Regions from separate parts of the Homo sapiens genome. Here regions 1, 2 and 4 are each linked to region 3. The links are chromatin loops, found by intact Hi-C in ENCODE. Cell type or tissue: sigmoid colon. All regions are shown on one strand.

Evidence for each region. A loop is a pair of places that touch in the nucleus more often than their neighbours do. Peaks named below come from ENCODE experiments on the same cell type or tissue, not always from the same donor. Only the 100,000 strongest peaks of a DNase experiment are listed, where the experiment ranks them.
Region 1: a loop joins it to region 3, with 2.7 times the contacts of the local background. A loop is called at or near these places in 6 of 110 quality-filtered maps.
Region 2: a loop joins it to region 3, with 2.9 times the contacts of the local background. A loop is called at or near these places in 3 of 110 quality-filtered maps.
Region 4: it touches region 3 in a loop (2.6-fold over the local background); 11 of 110 quality-filtered maps call a loop at or near these places.

The regions. Positions count from the first base shown.
Region 1 is chr4:41,140,487-41,145,486 of GRCh38, forward strand. It overlaps APBB2 (amyloid beta precursor protein binding family B member 2), which reads right to left. Exons shown (of 18, transcript NM_004307.2): 2 at 2,501-2,656. Among named protein-coding and RNA genes, the nearest start is that of APBB2, 72 kb to the right of the region's middle. In sigmoid colon, no CTCF peak of the experiment used is centred here; DNase peaks (open chromatin) are centred at 2,074, 2,635 and 3,005; H3K4me3 peaks cover 783 bases; H3K27ac peaks cover 1,868 bases.
Region 2 is chr4:41,117,495-41,122,494 of GRCh38, forward strand. All of the region lies in intron 2 of APBB2 (amyloid beta precursor protein binding family B member 2), which reads right to left. Among named protein-coding and RNA genes, the nearest start is that of APBB2, 95 kb to the right of the region's middle. In sigmoid colon, no CTCF peak of the experiment used is centred here; DNase peaks (open chromatin) are centred at 2,897 and 3,197; H3K4me3 peaks cover 1,007 bases; H3K27ac peaks cover 342 bases.
Region 3 is chr4:41,057,928-41,062,927 of GRCh38, forward strand. All of the region lies in intron 4 of APBB2 (amyloid beta precursor protein binding family B member 2), which reads right to left. Among named protein-coding and RNA genes, the nearest start is that of APBB2, 150 kb to the right of the region's middle. In sigmoid colon, no CTCF peak of the experiment used is centred here; DNase peaks (open chromatin) are centred at 2,554, 2,904 and 3,214; H3K4me3 peaks cover 591 bases; H3K27ac peaks cover 186 bases.
Region 4 is chr4:40,973,310-40,978,309 of GRCh38, forward strand. The region is part of intron 6 of APBB2 (amyloid beta precursor protein binding family B member 2); the gene reads right to left. Among named protein-coding and RNA genes, the nearest start is that of NSUN7, 230 kb to the left of the region's middle. In sigmoid colon, a CTCF peak has its summit at 3,125 (motif pointing right); no DNase peak of the experiment used is centred here.

The DNA of each region.
Region 1 (5,000 bases), 83 kb after region 3:
TAATTCCATCTCTGTTCCCACAAAACTTTGTTCTTACCTCTAGAGATACATTGTCACACTGCATGTCAGTCATGTGAATACTTATCTGGCCTATCCCCTACACCAGGGGCCCCTGGTACCAGTCTGTGGCCTGTTAGGAACCAGGCTGCATAGCAGGAGGTGAGCAGTGGGCTAATGAGCACAGCTTCATTTGTATTTACAGCCGGTCTCCATCGCTCACGTTACCTCCTGGGCTCTGCCCCCTGACAGATCAGTGGCAGCATTAGATTCTCATAGGAACGCAAATGCTATTGTGAACTGCACGTGCCAGGGATCTAGGTTGCATGCTTCCTATGAGAATGTAATGCCTCATGATCTGCCACTGTCTCCCATCATCCCCAGATGGGACCACCTAGTTGCAGGAACACAAGCTCAGGGCTCCCACTGATTCTACATTACAATGAGTTGCAAAATTATTTCATTATAGACCACAATGTAGTAATAATAATAGAAATAAAGTGTACAATAAATGTAACGTGCTTAGATCATCCTGAAACCATCCCTGCCACCCCACTCACTGTTTGGAAAAACTGTCTTCCACAAAACTAGTCCCTCATACCAAACAGGTTGGGGACTGCTGCCCTACACCATGAGCCCCTAAAGACAGGGACTATGCCACAGTCATTTTACACTAAGACCTCACTCCTAGAAGGTACCACCAATTGGGATGTTTTGGATGTAAGAGACAGACACCTAACTCAGATGAACTAGCTAAGTTGCCAAGAAAGTGAAACAGGAGATGCTGGGTTTAGGCACTGCTGAATTGCAGGTCAAAAATATGTGTGTGTCTGTGTGTGTGTGTGTGTCTGTGTGTGTGTGTGTCTGTGTGTCTGTGTGCACACGCGCATGTGTGCGTGTGCATGTGTGCATATGCATACGAGTGTCCCTTCCCTTCCCACCAATCTCTTTTCCTCCATCTCCCTGCTTTGATTTATCCTGTGTTGTCTTAATTTTCAGTAAGGTTTTCCCTAAGTCATAGAAAAACTGCCACTAGCAGCTCCAGCTTAACAAACTCACAGAAGGCAAAACTTCTTCAATAGTTGCAATAAGAATACTATGGCCCCTCCAAAGATGGTTGTGACCCTTTAGTCCATTTTCATGCTGTACCTGAGACTGGGCAGTTTACAAAAGAAAGAGGTTTAATGGACTTAAGTTCCATGTGGCTGGGGAAGCCTCACAATCATGGTGGAAGGCAAGGAGGAGCTAGTCATGTCTTGCATGGATGCCAGCAGGCAAAAAAAGACAGAGCTTGCGCAGAGAAACTCCTGTTTTTAAAACCAACAGATCTCATAAGACTCATTACCTATCACAAGAACGGCACAGGAAAACCCCACCCCCATAATTCAATCACCTCCCACCAGGATCCTCCCATGACATGTGGGAATTATGAGAGTTACAATTCAAGATGAGATTTGGGTGGGGACACAGCCAAACCATATCACTGGCCACGCTTATGTTACATGCCCATAACTGAGTCAGCAGGGTCACCTCCTCTAACTACATAGGGTGAAAATGAAACAAGGGCAATTGTCCAGGAAAAATCTGGATGATTTATTAAAAGATGGAGGAAAAGGATGCTGGGCAGACAAAGCCAACAGACATTCACTACTTCACAGATTCTGAAAGACTGTGACTCACTACTTTCTAGGGAGTATTTATTAGCTGCTTATGTAGAAAGCTGACTTACCCACTGAATGTCCAACAGAAATGGTCTGCAATGTCTGTCCCTGTATAATATATGTTTTCAAAATGAATTATTTCACTTTACTGCCTCATATGGGGTTATCCATGCTGTTTCATTCACCTGGCCCACAGTGAGAGCATTTGGCATTTATTTAAACACCTATGTTTTTCAGGACATTCTCTTCCCCTGTCGTATATAAGTATCTTAATGCCAAATGCACACACTGCAGAAAATGAAATGTGTTGGTGGCTTTTGTTTGGGGAAAGATTAGAGTATATAAAATCTGGCCAAGCAGACTGGAGGCTCACAGCCAGAATTATCCCAACAGAAATGGCAGGTCTCCATGCCCCACCCTTCAAAGTTCGAAAACACAAATGAGTGCAAGTCTTTGAAACTACAAATCCAACTCCATGAGGCTGGACGCCGCTTTCTCCCCAAAATAAAGCCAAGACCATTGAAGTTGGCATAGGTGGCTTCCAGTTGTGGCTTCTTCCAATATTTGTGCCAACGTCCTTCTCTCTTCTCTGAGAGAGGAGAGGAAGATGAGAAAGAGGATAGGACAGAGGAGAGGAAAAGGAAGAGAAGGAAAGGAAGACATCATTACACTATACACAAAAGGCTATCAGCATGTATCTGCCATTTACACATGCTGGGACTCTCACAAATAACTGAAAATAATCATTTGGGGTGGTCTCCAAAATGAGCCTGGAAGGAACAAAACAACTTTTCCCTATCCGGCCCAATCCGCTTTATCCAGCCTCTCTTACTTATACTAACCTGATTTTGCTTAAATTATTGTCAGCCTCAGCTTTTCACAGGAGCTTTCTTTTATGGATTTTCCATCCAGCAAATGTTTCTGTTCCACGGCTGGGCAGATCCGACCACAGCATGCTTGGCTACAGACCACAGCAGCTCACCCACAGCAACTCCAACCTGGGGGGGCAAAGGCCAGAAGCCATTATAAGGACTCAAAGTCATCAACTTTCTCTCTCTCAAGGGCACATATTTGGCAGGATAACCTCAAACATGTTCCCAACGTTCAAAATCATTATAAACAGAGGCAACAGCTTACAAGGTATCCTAAAGACAAGTGTGGGCTATTCTGAGGGGAGGATTGAAATATTTAATCATTTATTGAAAAGGTTTGGCCTAGTGATTATGCTCTGTTTGTGGGAAACTGAAAAGCCAGATGTTTTAATTAACCATGGAAAACACAAGCTACAACTAAAATTTCATGAACATACTGATCTGCCCCGTGGAAAACCACAGGAATGTTCTGGCAGGGCTCAGTCTGAATTCTTGGGACACAGAGGGCTGGAATCATTCCCCTTAGGAACTGAAACAGAAAATTAACTTGCTCAATATGCTTTAAAAAGTAAAGCGAAACCCAGATTTAATCTCAAATATAAAACATTACAGGACTTCAAAGGGCACCACAAAAAGACACATAAGTGGGGGCTATAAAAAATTCTAATGCGGTTCAGGATTTAGAATATATTTACATTGCAATATGAATGGTGTAATAGAAAATTTTATAGGCTACATAATCCAAAGGGGAAACGAATAATCTTTCATTTCCTAATAGAGGAAATTATATATGAAACCAACATTCAACAAGTAAATCATAAATATTATCAAACGTATAACATAACTGGGCAAAAGGAATCCCTTAACTATCCTGCTGCCAAACATGTGGCCTAGCCCACAGGCGCTGCCATGCTTTAGCTAGAGGAATCAGGGCTTAAGGAAAAACAGTGTGGAAATAACTTATGCTCACTGGTGGTGCAGCTAGCAATTCTGGCACAGAAAACTCAATGAGGGAATCTTATGAAAGCAATTAGTGAACATTAAGAGCTAATAGATTAAGAAGTCTTCATTTGTTAATTATAGTAACAGTTATGACGACATCTGTATATGCCAAATATTGAAAGTCTATTCAAGAGGGGACAGGACAAATGTTATTTTCAGATACTGGGTCCACAGTTCTATTTCTGTAAATCAAAACAGTCCTCGTCACAAGTGTGCTAAGCATAACATTACATTAATCTCTACCTTCAGTTGAAACCTCAGTCCCAAAAATCATCTCGAAAGGAACAGCAGAAAAAAAGCAAAATATCAAGTTATATATGTATGGTATGATCCCAATTTTGTTCTACAAACTGAGTGCATATAATCTAAAGACACCTAAGTATGAACAACAGCACTTTTGGGTTATGGAATGGAAAGCTATTTGTATTTTCTTTCTAGTATTTTCCAAATTTTCTACAATTAACATGTATTTTAAGAGAATTTTTAAATAAGGGGTTTAAGACTGCAGGAATACAAATCAGAAATGGGGTATCTATGCTATATTAGCCTGATCTTCGGTCTGCCTCTTATCTGAACAGAGCTAACAAATGAAGAAGTATTTATCTGATCACAGAAGTTCTTAATTTACACGTTCAAAACCCAAGTGTCCAGTAACACTTCCAGTGATGAACAACACTTTCCTAGAAATAAAAAATTCTTTTTTACTCTGCAAACTTGCCACAGACAGAGAACCATAGTTGTTTCCCTCCCTCACCTATCGCATCCAAATTTCTCTATCACTGGCCATGCCATAAAACTGTCACTAAGTTAAAAGAACGGGCTGGGCATGGTGGCTTATGGCCTGTAATCCCAGCAATTTGGGAGGCTAAGGCCAGAGGATCACTTGAGCCCAGACGTTCAAGACCAGCCTGGGCAACAAAGAGAGGCCTTGTCTCTACAAAAATTTAAAAAATTAGCCGGGCATGTTGGGACATGCCTGTGGGCCCAGCTATTTAGGAGGCTGAGGTGGGAAGGTCACTACAGCCTGGGAAGTCGGGGCTGCAGTGAGCCATGTTCACGTCACTATACTCCAGTCTGGGAGACAGAGTGAGACCTTGTTTCAAATACACAAATAAATTAAATAAATAAAAGAATGCCTCCTGGTGTTACCTACTCACAGGAGCAGGGCCCTTAATGACTCCTGGCACACTCATTTCTGATGCTCTTGGCATCCTGAAAAACACAAGACACAATGGTGGAATCTTTACACTGGGGCCTTGGCAACCCATTGCTCTAATAAGCCCGTGCCCAGAGAGGTAAAATGTCTTTCCCTCAGCCACACAGCCAGCAAAGCAGGAATGAGAGTCCAGACCATTTGCCTCCACTTTGACCAAGTGCTCTTTCCACCACTATGACATTTCAGCATGAACTCTTGGAAATAAACTTTGTACAAATCACGTGCAGGTATTAAATTCATACCAGCAAAACC
Region 2 (5,000 bases), 60 kb after region 3:
CTTGGCCAGGCTGGTCTTCAACTCCTGACCTTGTGATCCACCCGCCTTGGCCTCCCAAAGTGCTGGGATTACAGGCGTGAGGCACCACGCCTGGCCTAGGAATTATTATCATCTTCTTTTCACAGGTGAGAAAACAGGTTGAGAGGATGGGTGACTTGCCCAAGTCATAGGATTGGTGGATGGTAGGGCCAGGGTTCATTCCCACTCAGCCCCATCTGCTTCCAAATTCCTAAGCGCTAGTGTGGTGTCATTTGCACCATGGCTTGATCCTTCCCTACTCTATTATACCAACTCAAGGGCAGGCAGAGCATCTTTATTTCAACAACATCTGTGCAAAGTCACTATGTGTCAGGCAACTGTTCTACATGATGGGATAAAGTGGCAAATGAAAAAGGACAGTATTTGACTCAGGTCAAAACTAAGGAAATCTAGCTGAGGGCAGTGGCTCATATCTGTAATCCCAGCACTTTGAGAAGCTAAGTGGGGAGAGACTCACATGAGCCCTGGAGTTCAAGACCAGCCTGGGCAACACGGAGAAACTGTATCTACAAAACAAAACAAAAAAAAAAATTAGCCAGGAGCAGTGGGGCATACCTGTGGTCCCAGCTATTCAGGAGGCTGAGGAAGGAAGATCAGTTGAGCCTGGGAGATCAAGGCTGCAGTGAGCCATGATTGTACCACGCACTCCAGCCTGGGTGATGGAGCAAGATCCTATCAAAACAAAAAACAAAAAACAAAAACAAAAAACCCTAAGGAAATCTGATCTAATTAGCCACTAGTCGTGGATTTGAATGAGCTGACATGGAGCCAGGCCTTGAAGGATCTTGAGGAACAGAGTCACTAGTCGTGGATTTGAATGAGTTCTGTGTCTTGACTTCAATTTCTAAGCCTCCGTTTTCCTCATCTATAAAATGATGATGATACCTTTACCACCCATATCATGGTATTTTTATGAGGCTAAATTACAGCATGCAACACAAACCGTCAAATACCCGAATGCTGTTAATTATTGTCATTAATATTATCAAATGGCATCTATTAAATATTTATGTGTCTGTGACGCTTGTTATCACATCTGTAGTTTTCCAGGAGTTTGATCTAAAAAAAGAGTTACTATCACTGATGGTGATTTATTAGGCCAGCTTCATATAGGAAGGTTTTTATATGTGGTACTTTTTATATGTGCTGAATAAATCTGATAGCCTTTAGTTAATAAAAACGTATCAATATAGCTTAATTATAACAAGCATACCATATTAAGATACAAAAAAAGAGAAAGGGAGGTGAGGGAGTATTGAGATACCCTGTACTATCTGCTCAGTTTTCCTGTAAATCTAAAAATGCTTTAAAAAAAATTAAGACTGGCCGGGCGCGGTGGCTCACGCCTGTAATTCTAGCACTTTGGCAGGCTGAAGCAGGCAAAATGATTAAGCTCAGGAGTTCAAGACTGGCCTTGGCAATACAGCGAAACCCCAACTCTACAAAAATACAAAAATTAGCCAGGCGTTGTAGTGCGCACCTGTGGCCCCAGCTACTCAGGAGGAGGGGGCAGGAAGATGGTTTGAGCCCTGGAGGTTGAGGCTGCGGCAAACCGAGATCATGCCACTGCACTCCAGCCTGGGTGACAGAGTGAGGCCTGTCTCAAAAATAATTGATTTTTTTTTTTTAAGAGCATGAACATGAGGTCAATTTTCTTGACTGGCTTATAAACTACCTCTTAAACTAATTCCAAAGAAGTGTAGTCCTATCGTCTTTAACAAAGAAGGTGGCACTGAAACGTGTGAATGGGGCCGACTGGGGGAGTGAGTTTGAACTAGGATCTCTAGCTAAATGTGTGGCACGTGTTTTTTAAACTTAATCTCATGCATTTATATTCCTCCTTTTATACAACACTAACATGTTTCGGGCTCCAAGTTCTCCAGCTTAATTCACTACATTTTAATTAACATACCCAGGAAGGAATTTACCACACCTCCTACTCCTCTAACAAGTAAAGTAAGTCCCAGAAAGGCTCTAGGAAGTTCCATTAAAAAAAAAAAAAAAAAAAAGTTGGCAATTTTTTTTTCCTTAAAAATCGCAGTCCCAATTCCCAAGTTCTATAGACAATCTTAAACCCAGAACTTCAAGCGTCTGTCTGTACATTAACATACTCCACCATACTATATCCGATTCCTGCCTAAAGAAGGGAGCTCAGCCTTTCACATACCCTGTCCAGAGACTCCTCTCAACTGTAACAAGAGACTCCACACTGCATTTGTGAGATCTGCACATATAAAAAGTCTACCACATATAAAAACCTTCCTATGTGGAGCTGGCCTAAGAAATCACCATCAGTGGCAGCAACTGTGTTTTTTAGATCAAACTCCTGGAAAACTACAAATGTGATAACAAGCATCAAAAATAAATATTTAACAGATGCCATTTGATAATATTCATGACAATAATAAGTAACAGCATTCGGGTATTTTATGGTTTGTGTTCCATGCTGTAATTTAGCCTCATAAAAATACCGTGATATGGGTGGTAAAGATGTCATCACCATTATATAGATGAGGAAAACGGAGGCTTACGAGTTGAAGTCAAGACACAGAACTCATTCAAATCCACGACTAGTGACTCTGTTCCTCAGGATCCTTCAAGGCCTGGCTCCATGCCAGCTGTGTTTTCACTCTCTCCACCAGAAAGACAGGATCCCTCTCATTTTTTAATAATTTTCCACAGTCCTCTTGTCATCCATGGAGGTTCTCTCTTTCTCTGCAGGCCACCTATCTGTTCATGCCTCCAATCTCCTGAGCAGAATTATATAAACCGACTCAGGCCTAGGACCTGGCTCACTCACCCAGGTCCCGCTGTGTTAACAAAGTGCCTTTGCATGCAGTGGAAGCTCCTCAACCCCAAAGGCCCCACAACCACGTGACTGATCCTGTGCTGCAAAACCGACACATGAGCAAAAGCCAAGGAACAAAAACAGACCTCGTTCCAGTGCTTCAAAACTTACGGGAAATTCAAGGTGACTTATTTTCCTTGACCTTAAAATAATGTTTAAGTTTTATAACATGGCTGATAATCATAAATGGAAAAGGGAGTTTTCTTTTCCCCTGGGGCCCTGAGCCAGCCCTCCAATTTGGGGCCAAGATTGTTGAGAAAATGTGCCACGATACTTAATTTTTGGCCAGATTCCAGAAAAAGTAGGGGAGAAAAATGAGTTTCACCATCCGTACAGCTTGGGCTGCTTTCACAGGCACCGCGCTCTTGCAAAATACAGCCTAAAATTGACTTCTGCATATTTCTCTTTGCCAAGTTGACCATTTTGTTAGTAGAACCTTTGATTCTCAGAACCTAAATCAAGTGAAAAGTCAAATATTTTTAAAAGATCAAATTATCTAAAAACTTCAGCTCTGCCTCAGTACAAAATATAAAGCTCCTGGCTTTATATACACAGATAGTGACTAATTCAGGGTGTTAACTTCTTGTACCTGAAAGAAAATGGAAGGCTTCCAAAGTACTGGGATATCACAGAAGCTGCTGAAAGAAGCAGTTTACTGAATGGTACTTCTGTGTCTTCACAGTTTTAACATGCTCAACGGTGGAAAACGAAAACTGTTTGAAGTGGCTAAAATTCAATGCTTGCTTTGTTTGTAACCAGAATAGCCAAAACTGAATATAGTTCCCCAAGATTTTTAATGTCCTGCTTACTGTATTTTTCCTTCTGCAGCCAATTAGAAATGATACTTTTAAAAAATAAAATGTTTAACTCTAGCATCAGTAACATACGTGCTTTGAATTTTTATCAGGAATGGAAAATGGAATGCGTAGAGCTACCCACATGTTCCTTGTCTTGCAAATATTATAGCATCAAATACCACAAAAATAATGAGAAATGTCCTCAAATTTCACAATTAATAAATAGTTCCTCTGTCCTGGTCAGAAAAGCAATGGAAGAATACCAGAGGGTACTTGGGAGCGTGCGTGTGTACACGCTCATGCGTGCGCATCTGTGGTGTGGCTGGTGGTGGGAGTGAGGGAAAGCGACAGAGTTGGGATGCAGCTAAGACTCCTGAGGTGTCCCCTAGGATGGAAATCCTCCACCTGCCCTCTACTCTGCCACCGTGTTGTGTGTTCTGGGAAGCTGACCCATTTAACAACAGGCTGTCTTGCCCACTGGCTCCCATTTTGGTTCAGCCAAATCCTTTCCCACCATATTCCCTGGGTCCTGTCAGGTGGCTCTCTATATAGGGTCCCCTGGAAACTGCTTCCTCCCTCACCCCTCAGGCCTAGGAGTGGGAGGAGCTTGGCTATTACTAGCCCCCGGATGCAGCCACGTCTTTGTGGCTCCTATATACCCTGTCCCCAATATTTTTTATGGCAACATTTTTAATATATGGCTTCCTTTTTTGGTTGTGTGTGTGTGTGTGTATGTGTGTATGTGTGTGTGTATGTGTGTGTGTCTGAAACAGTGTCTCACACTGTCACCAAAGCTGGAGTGCAGTGGCCCCATCTCGACTCACTGTAGCCTTGACTTCCCGAGCTCAAGCAATCCCTGACCTCAGCCTCCTAAGTAGTGGAACTACAGGGCACACCACCAGGCTTGACTAATTTTGTTTATTTTTTGTACAGACAGGAGTCTTACTAAGTTGCCCAGGCTGGTCTCAAACTCCTGGGCTCAAGCAATCCTCCTGCCTTGGCCACCCAAAGTGCAAAGATTACCAGTGTGAGCCACCACACCTGCTTGTTTTTAATATATGTTAATCAACAAGTACAATGACACTTGAGGACAGTACAAGTATCTTCACTGTTCTGACTGGGGTCTGTACAATAGTTTTCCTCCACAATAGAAGCTGACTTTTTTTGAAAATTTTTTATATAATTTAATGAAACAATTTGGTCTCCCTACCTTCTTCCCCTCTGTTCTTCAATCCATTCTAAACAACACTAGCAGATTAATTGTCCTGAAGCACCAAGGTAGGAGTGGCATTCCCTCCACACTAGAGTCCATTGTC
Region 3 (5,000 bases):
TTTTCAGGGGCAAAGCCTGTCCTCTCACACACATGGGACCCTTTCTGACCTACCCCCAGCATCCTAATCCTCTTCATGTGGAGTATAGGGAAGGGAAAAAGGACTAAAGTCCCTCCAAAGACTATTCTGGCATGTTTCCAGAGTCTCATTCTGCAACAAAAGCAGACACCAGGTAGGCTTCTTTCCAGGGCATCCGATTCCTCCTGGTGAAGACTTGTCACAGGGCTTCTTAGTCCCACTCTATTTGCTGGAAAAGGGAAAGTGATAGATCCAGAGCATCCAAACAAAAAGGACACTCTTTTATTACAACAAAATAAGACTGCAAATCTCTACCCTGGAAGTAGCGAATTACAAGAGAGGTTTAAAAAAAAAAAAAGCAAGAGCAAGTTACAAAGAAGGGACTTAATTTGGACTATTGAAATTTCATTTCTTTCTTCAGTGAAAGATAAATACATAGAAGTAACCTTTCTTTACTAGTCTCAACATCAAGATGTAAGATTATGTACTAGGTATGTGAAAACAAGGTCTGTATTTATGAGTATCTGAAAATAATGGCGGTCAACAGGCCTCAGATCACCAATTTTACAGGTTGGGTTCACATGCCATGTAAAAATCTAGAATCTAACTGACGGACTCTGAGACATGCACAGAAAGTTATCTACAAGTAAGGAGGTAGCCACGGATAAGACTATGCTACACTACAAAAATGTGGTTACTCAGGTTCATGGCATCTCAGTAGAGGGATGTGCAGAGCACCCATTCACTGAATTAATACTTAACATCTAAAGTTCTGCAGAAATCAGGGATTGCAATTTGGTGACAAAAATATCTTAAAATTCTTTAATAGGATGGTGGTAATAAAGTTTCCAATCAACATGGTGAGCTGAGGTGACAGGGAAGGGCTCTGCCTGTTTCAAACACGTGGAAAAACTGAGGGAGAGATCATTAACAACTAAGAAAATACTAAGAAAAAAATCAAAATCACAAGAAATAAATCCCTGGGCCAGAACCAAAGATAGAACTTAAAGTCAGATGAGAGAAAGTTAAAGCTCTGAAGATGTAAAAGGCTATCAGAACATGAGACAGGCTTAGTGTGTAGGGGCTGAGATCCTGATGAACCCTGGAGAACAAAGGGTCATATCTCACCAACAAGAAATCAAAATTTAAACGGCTCCCACCTAGAGGTATGGCATCCAAATACAGAACACCCATGAAGCATCAGGTCCCCAAGCCAAGAAAACAATAACATTAGGCTGGGCGAGGTGGCTCACGCCTATAATCCCAGCACTTTGGGAGGCCGAGGCAGGCGGATCACCTGAGGTCAGGAGTTTGAGACCAGCCTGGCCAACATGGTGAAAACCCATCTCTACTAAAAATACAAAAATTAGCCAGGCATGGTGGCAGGCGCCTGTAATCCCAACTACTCAGGTGGCTGAGACAGGAGAATTGCTTGAACCCAGGATGTTGGGGGCAAGCCCCCCAAAATCTGGCCATAAACTGGCCCCAAGACTGGCCATAAACAAAATATCGGCAGCACTGTGACATGTTCACAATGGCCCTAACGCCCAAGCTGGAAGGTTGTGGGTTTACGCGAATGAGGGCAAGGAACACCTGGCCCGCCCAGGGCGGAAAACCGCTTAAAGGCGTTCTTAAGCCACAAACAATAGCATGAGCAATTTATGCCTTAAGGGCATGTTCCTGCTGCAGTTAACTAGCCCAACCTATTTCTTTAATTTGGCCCATCCCTTCATTTCCCTTAAGTGATACTTTTAGTTAATTTATTATTTATAGAAACAATGCTAATGACTGGTTTGCTGTTAATAAGTATGTGGGTAAATCTCTGTTCGGGGCTCTCAGCTCTGAAGGCTGTGAGACCCCTGATTTCCCACTTCACACCTCTATATTTCTGTGTGTGTGTCTTTAATTCCTCTAGTGCCGCTGGGTTAGAGTCTCCCCGACCAAGCTGGTCTCCGCACCGGGAGGCAGAGGTTGCAGTGAGTCAAGATCGTGCCACTCCACTCCAGCCTATGTAACAAACAGCAAAACTCCGTCTCAAAAAAAAATAAAATAATAATAATAACAATAACACTGGTCCAGAAGCCAGGACACCCATGGGGCACTAACTGAGGAAAATGAGAAAGTGGGGGATTTGCACAATCCTAGTTGTACAGGACTCCCACATAAAACAACCTCTACTGAAGAGACTTACAGTGAAAGCTTAACACCAAACAAGAAACAATTTACCAAAAGAGACAGTCGACACAACTGGCAAAACCTGTGCCCAAGAGCTAGAAATAGAAAAGTAAATAGCGGTTGTTCAGGAAAAAGTTACCATGAATACAACTAAAGCTAAAGAGAACCATGTGTGTTGGAAAACAGGATTTGCAAAAACTTGTAATATGCAAAGAATTTCTCCCCTTATCAATGCTGAGCTAAGTTTCTAAGCAAGTACTTCATTCATTCATCCATTCGATATATATTATTAAGCATTTATTCAGCGTCAGGCTCCAATTACTCCCTCCCCCTCAGTCGTGGCTGGCACAGGCTCTGAGGATGGTTATTATCCAGTTCCACCCCTTAGCCCAAGATGACTCCACAAATACTGGAGCAACTACCGTAGATATAATAGTGTCCTCACTCACAGAGGAGAGGAGGGAAATAGTACTGGAGTTCAGACAAATTATATACATGTGCCAAAATATAAAAGGAATTTAGGACACAAGCAAGCATCAAGAGGGAGATTTAAGAGCTGCAGGAACACGTGCTTCCAGCAGGGAAACCAGGAAAACTCCCTGGGAAAGAGAACGACTCTGCTGCACCCCATGGCAAAAGCAGGATTTTAGCGGGTTACCAAAAGATGGATCCACATACCAGAGGGGAAACAGCAGGAGCAAAGGCACGTGACCCAAAGGCACAGGGTGTACCCTGGCAGGAGCAGCCCACACAGACTACTATAAATGTCTACTGAATAGCAATAATACTAACAACAATAACGATCATTCATCATGAGTAATGGGTAATAAAAATAAGGAGCAGTGAAAGGAAACCTAAAGGACTCAAATACCAGGGTGACCTTTTAAACTAGTGGGGACACACTAAACATTTTCAGCAGGGAAGCGGCATGGTCAGAGCCATGCCTCAGTTAGATTCATTTGGCTACTATGCATGAGTTAAGTTTGCAGGCAAAGAGACTGCAGGCCAAGGTCTGGAAGCTATTGTAACAGTCCAGATCCTCACAGCTGCAGTTGCAGTGGTGGCTGCAGTCATCCAAAGGAATGGATAGGTACAGACAAAAATGAACAAATATGCAATTTTTATTAGCAATTCCTGGAATATAGTCATGTGTTGCTGAACAACAGAAATACATTCTGAGAAATGCATCGTTGGGCGATTTCATTGCTGTGCAAACATCACCATGGAGTGTTCTTACACAAACCTAGATGGTACAGCCTACTACACACCGAGGCTAGATGGCACAGCCTACTACACACCTAGGCTAGATGGCAGAGCCTAGTGTTCCCAGGCTACAAACCTGTACAGCGTGTTACTGTACTGAATACCGCAGGCAAATGTGATACAATGATAAGTATTTGGGCACCTAAACATATCTAAACATAGAAAAGGTACAGGAGAAATAGGGTCTTATAATCTTATGGGACTACTGTTGTACATGCAGTCCATCATAGATTGAAACATTGTTATGTGGCACATGACTCATTTTAAAACTGGAGTTTTAACATAAACACAAATATCTGTATGAAAAGCCTGGCAAGAACAGCTCTAGCTATTTACTTCTTATTTTCGTGCTCAATGGATGCCATTCTGCATTCCATCCAAGAGCAGCACCCTGTCCTGAAAGGAGATAGCCTGGAAAGGCAGAATAATCTCAAAACAGAAAGAAAGAAAATTAAAACTCCAGTCTGACATACAAGCCTCAAAAACAATGTAGAGCACAGCAGTATGCACTGCTGACCCTTGACTGATGATTCCGACCACACCTGATGATAAAATTATTAACTATGGCATGTTGCTGTTGTTTTTTACTGAAATCGTTTCCCTTCTCCAGGGAACAGTTGTGGCCCTGTTCAGACACAGGCCTGGTGAGCAGGCCCCAGGTCAAATTGGCTTTCCTGCCTTATGTGAGGGCAGCAAGGGCTGCTAAGGTTAACATTTCTTTCTGCTATGAGTAGCCTCTGCAGAACGTCAGCTTGAGGTTTCAACAAGCAAATCTTATTTATTTATTTATTTATTTATTTATTTATTATTTTGAGTTTTGCTCTTGTCGCCCAGGCTGGAGTGCAATGCCACAATCCTGGCTCACTGCAACCTCCGCCTCCCAGGTTCAAGCAATTCTCCTGCCTCAGCCTCTCTCGTAGCTGGCATTACAGGCGCCCTCAAACACACCCAGCTAATTTTTGTATTTTTTTTTTTAGTAGAAATGGGGCTTTACCATGTTGGCCAGGCTGGTCTCGAATTCCTGACCTCCGGTGATCCGCCCACCTTGGCCTCCCGAAGTGCTGGGGTTACAGCACCCAGCCAAATCTTATTTAATGATCAGGAGAAGCAAGCTACAAAGGAGTACGCAGAAGGGAGGAATGGAGAACAAATCAAATAAAATAAGTAACAGTGTTCATGCCTTGGACTGAGGGATCAACACCGGGAAAAGAAATCAGAGATGGAAACCATGAGAGGGTACGAACCACACTCTAGTTCCAGGGAAGGGCATTTCAGGCAATGTGTTATGCAGATGTGTGCCCCCGGAAAAGCAGTCACTCACTCTCCCTCCACCAGAAAAAAGGCACAAAGTGACAAGCTCAGCAGAGGCCTCGGGGCAGCAATCTCTACGCTGAGCACAGGTAGCACGTTTCTGGCACCCAGTGAGGAGAAGATAGTTTTCTCCTAAAGAGCTTTTAGTAAGAAACAAGTCAAATGAAAATAAAGAGCTTCCTTGCAATTACTGGACAGCACACACCTCTGCAGCTCAGGGCCCTTCGGTAATC
Region 4 (5,000 bases), 85 kb before region 3:
TCAGGCCATCTTCTCAAATTCACAGGTGTCAATCTAGCTCTACCTGGGTTCCAAGAACTTTCTCTTGACTTAGCCCTTCAGGCCTGGACGTGCTAATGAAAACCTGCCGCTGCCAACCCTAGAAGCCTTCCCCATACCTTGGAAGTTTTTCTTAAGTGTGCTCTCACCCCTGTGTCTCACTGGAGTCATCACCTATTTCCCACCAGGTCTCTGATTCACACAGAAATGTATTACAGTTGTATTTATTTCCTAGGGCTGCTGTACCAAAGTATCACAAACTGAGTGGTTTAAAACAACAGAAATCTATCGTTCCATAGTTTTGAAGGCAAAAAGTCTAAAATCAAGGTGTTGGCAGGGCCATGCTCCCCTGCAAAACCATTAAGGAGGGATTCTTCCTTGCTGCTTTGAGCTTCTGGTAGTCCCAGACATTCCTTGGTTTGTGGCAGCACAACTGCAATCTCTGCCTGTCTTCACATATCCATCTTCCTCTGGATTCACCTGGCATTCTCTTTCTTCTGTGTGTGTGTCTGTCTCCAAATTTCCTTTTTTTTTTTTTTTTCCAGACAGAGTCTCACTCTGTCGCCCAGGTTGGAGTGCAGTGGCGCGATCTCGGCTCACTGCAACCTCCGCCCCCCAAGTTCAAGCAATTATCCTGCCTCAGCCTTCCGAGTAGCTGGGATTACAGGCACGCGCCACCACACCTGGCTAATTTTTTTGTATTTTTAGTAGAGACGGGGTTTCATTACGGTGGTCAGGCTGGTCTCGAACTCCTGACCTTGTGATCCACCCACCTTGGCCTCCAAAAGTGCTGGGATTACAGGTATGAGCCACTGCACCCAGCCAAATTTCCTCTTCTAAGAACACCACTAAATATTGGATTAGGACCACTCTAATGACCTTACCTTAACTTGATTACAGGTGCAATGACTCTCTTCCTACATAATGTCAGACTTATAGGTACCAGAGGTTAGCTCTTCAATGTATCTTTCTGGGCGGACACAATTCAACTTATTAATATAGTGAATGTACTCAGAGATACCAGAACTGTTTGAGGGTAGGGAGAAATCTTCACCACACTATACTCTCAGGTTTTAGCCCAGGGCCAAGGACACAGAAGGAGCAATACATGTGTGCTCAAACAGACCAACAAATCAGTAAACCAGTTAATAAATGGCATATACAGCTACTTTTTTAAAAGGAGAAAGATTTATAGTTTTATTATAGTAAACAGAGACTAAAAGAACAGAAGTTGCCTAACCACTTCTCTGTTATAGAATTATAAGAAGGGATGCTGAACTTACAGCTTGCCTATACATCCAATTTCAGGCATATCTAATTCCAATATCTCCATGAAGATCTGTCTGGAGAAGTAAACCTCTTTAATCTAACATGATCAGAGAATATCTACTGAACGACTCACTACTTTGGGCTGGATTCTAACATAAATTCTGAGAATACACAGTAAGAATGGCATACAGTCGCTGCCTTTAAGGAACTCACATTTCTAGTGGAGCCAAAGCAACCTTACATTACAAATGCCGAGGGGCATGTGCATTGATGCTCATTGATCATTTCTCTGCTTTATTAAAAAAAGTGCTCAAAACATGATTTTACTTACATACCCCTTTTATCCCAAATGTGCAGAATATTCTCCAATTTCTGCTACAACTGCTAACTGCTACAACAAGAGACACTTCAACCCTTTGTCTCTACCACTGCTAACTGACATGTCCTTTCAGCATTTAGGGTTTGGTCTGGGTCCCTCTCCTTCCTCCCCACCCCAATGCTAGGCTATCACTCCCTAATACCAGAGGGCTTGGTTCTATCAGCTTATTTTTTCTGCTGATCCGTCCTCCCACCATCCACTCTCTTCTAACCCACTGCAAATAATGTCTTGTCAACTATGAAACCATGTTAGAAATGTACATAAATCCGAGTAAACAGGCCTTGAGTAAGGGCCCAGAGAGTCTTCAATAAGTGAATTGAACGTGTTCCAGTATATGGACAACAGGGAATCTATCTTTGGTTTCTCAAAAGGCTTTCACCCTTTTTTTGGCTTCAAATTACTAATCCAGTTCTCCCCTCACTCCCCTGCACCACAGTGCTTTTCTATGTTGAGTACTAATCACAACCATTTTTGTCTAATTTTGTGTTTAATTATTGTCTGACTTCTGCAATAGAATTTCAGCTCCTTGAGGCTATAAACCTCATGGACGTATCATTAGCACAATCCCTGGTACATGCTGCACGTTATTAATAAATATCTTCCTCTTCTAACATTTATGAGTCCTTACTGCCCCAGGCACTGTATGAAATACTCCACATGCTTTATCTCATATAATCTTAGAGTTGGCCTAGCAAGAGAACCATCACGTCATGATGCCTTCCCTACAGTGCACACAAACAGCTTTCAGGTAAATAAAGAATTTAAATGTAGTAAGAAAACACACACACACACACACACACACACACACACACACAACAACCACTCTACTTTCCCCTATATAAACCTCATTCTCTACAAAAACAGAGAACAAATTCTCTACTGATTTCTTATTTCTTAACCCAGGACTTGGATTAACTGATTCTAGGGACTCTCATGAATACTTTCATTCTCATTTAATCCAAACCAGTAAATTTACATTACTCAAATGCTTTTTTTTTCTTTTTTTCCCCACACAATATAGAAATATGGAAATATTCAAAGACTTTTATTAAATGAATTTTTATCCTTCTTTCTGGCCAAAAATATTAGGAAAACTATCTGCAGTATGAAGATTTATACAAACTCATAAAATATTAATAATGTTTAAGGCTATTTTTGTTTCACATAAAACCTTCATTATTTCTCTCCTCTATAAAATTCAGTGCTACAGAGTTAATAGCATATAGAAAATTTACTAAAATTAGACTTTAATTTCAAATTATTATTTAGACATGAAAAAAACCAACAATGTTGAATATAAGCCAAAAATCCCAGTTTCATAGCAGCGAGTGGCAAGTTTAAAATGGTGCTTATTTTTAATTTTATGTGCAATGTATAATTTACTGTAAAAACTAAATCATATAATTAATGGAACTCACTATGAGAATTAGCTAAGATGCTAGTTGTTGATCTGACACCAGGGGGCAGACATTTTGCTTTAACTCTAAGGTTAGCTAAGGTATTCTAAATCTTTTAGTTAAGGGACTGGAGACCTTTCTTTGGGAATCATATTACCATAGGAATTTCCAACTTTTAAAAATTAGTAAAGTGCCTAGAGATTAAACAGCAGTTAAAAACACTTAACAGCTGTGATCATGGAGCCTCTGACCACTAATGTGTACTGAACTTCCTATGTGAGGGTCATCAATCTGTTAAGCAATAGATCCTAAACAGACACAGCACTGGGGCTCAGGAGCTTCCAGTCTAGGGCTGGAAGTGAACATTAATTTCCTATTTATTCAGATGGGGCAAGGTGGCTCATGCCTGTAATTCCAGCACTTTGGGAGGCCAAGGCAGGAGGATTAGCTTGAGCCTAGGAGTTTGAGATCAGCCTGAGCAACATGGGCAACATAGTGAGACCCCATCCTATAAAAAATAAAAAAAATTAGCTGAGCATGATGGCTCATGGCAGTGGTCTCAGATACTTGGGAGGCTGAGGTGGGAGGATCACTTGAGCCCAGGAGGTCGAGGCTACAGTGAGCTATGATTGAGCCACTGCACTCCAGCCTGGTGACAGAGACTTTGTCTCAAAAAAAAATAGATTTTCATTCAAATTATTAAAGAACTGAAATGGTTATTACTGATACAAAGGAAATGCACTGTCCATCTTCTTCACATACCTCACAGAAGAAACACAGAGCCAAAGAAGGCTTGAGATGAGGAAATATCTCAAAATGCAAAGCACCTTGCTAGATGCTGAAGGGCAGTGGCTCTCAACATGGAAGCATGTAGGTGTCTTTTATTTTATTCTTAGTAAATACTAATTAAGAAAAGAACCATACTGTAATGAATTCAATATAGTTGTTTTTTTTTTTTTTAAGACGGAGTTTTGCTCTTGTCTCCCCAGCTGTGCACTGGCATAATCTCAGCTCACTGCAATCTCCAACTCCCAGGTTCAAGCGATTCTCATGCTACAGCCTCCCAAGTAGCTGGGATTACCGGCACCCACTACCACACCCAACTAATTTTTGTATTTTTAGTAAAGACAGAGTTTCGCCATGTTGGCCAAGCTGGTCTCGAATTTCTGACCTCAGGTGATCCTCCCACTTCGGCCTCCCAAAGTGCTGGGTTTACAGGTGTGAGCCACTGCACCTGGTCTCAATAAACTTTTAAAGAAACTTGTGTTTTAATAGTCTCAAGAGCGTCTATATATATTAATATTTGAAAAAGAGTCACACACATATAAAACACATGGTGTACATACAGACTGAAATATCACCTGATTCCCAAGAGGTCCGAGGCTAGGAATGACTACAGTGTGTGACAGATATAAAAATGATCACCAGAAAGACACTGGAGACATTGCTGTCACCTCAAAGAGCCTTAGTTCTAATGGAGATAAAACAAATGTGCACAGGAGTTTCATATAAGATAGAATGTAAAACACAAACTCCAGCTCCAAGGCTCAGGAGGGTGTGACATAGTGATGTGGCAGGCAATCAGAGGCTTCATGGTAGAAGCAGTGGAAAAATGGTTCAGCAACTCTCGTGTAAATATAATAGAAATGTTCTCTTTTGTACCTACAACAAGGTGCTCATATAGAAGATGGAAGAAAGGGTGGCCAGAAATAGCCTATGCCTGGATTGTTTTCTTAACCTTGGGTATTTAGCCCACAGCATACTTGACAACTGTCAAAGATGTGGTGCCCAGACCCAAGTCAGCAAGCTTGCCCCAAATCAGGCAGCTATGAAACTGGACTAAGTCACATATTCTTCTAGTCACACATTCAGGCTAAGGACATTTGGCTCCTACCTGACCAGAGCCGTGGTCTCCATGCTGAGATATAACTTAAATT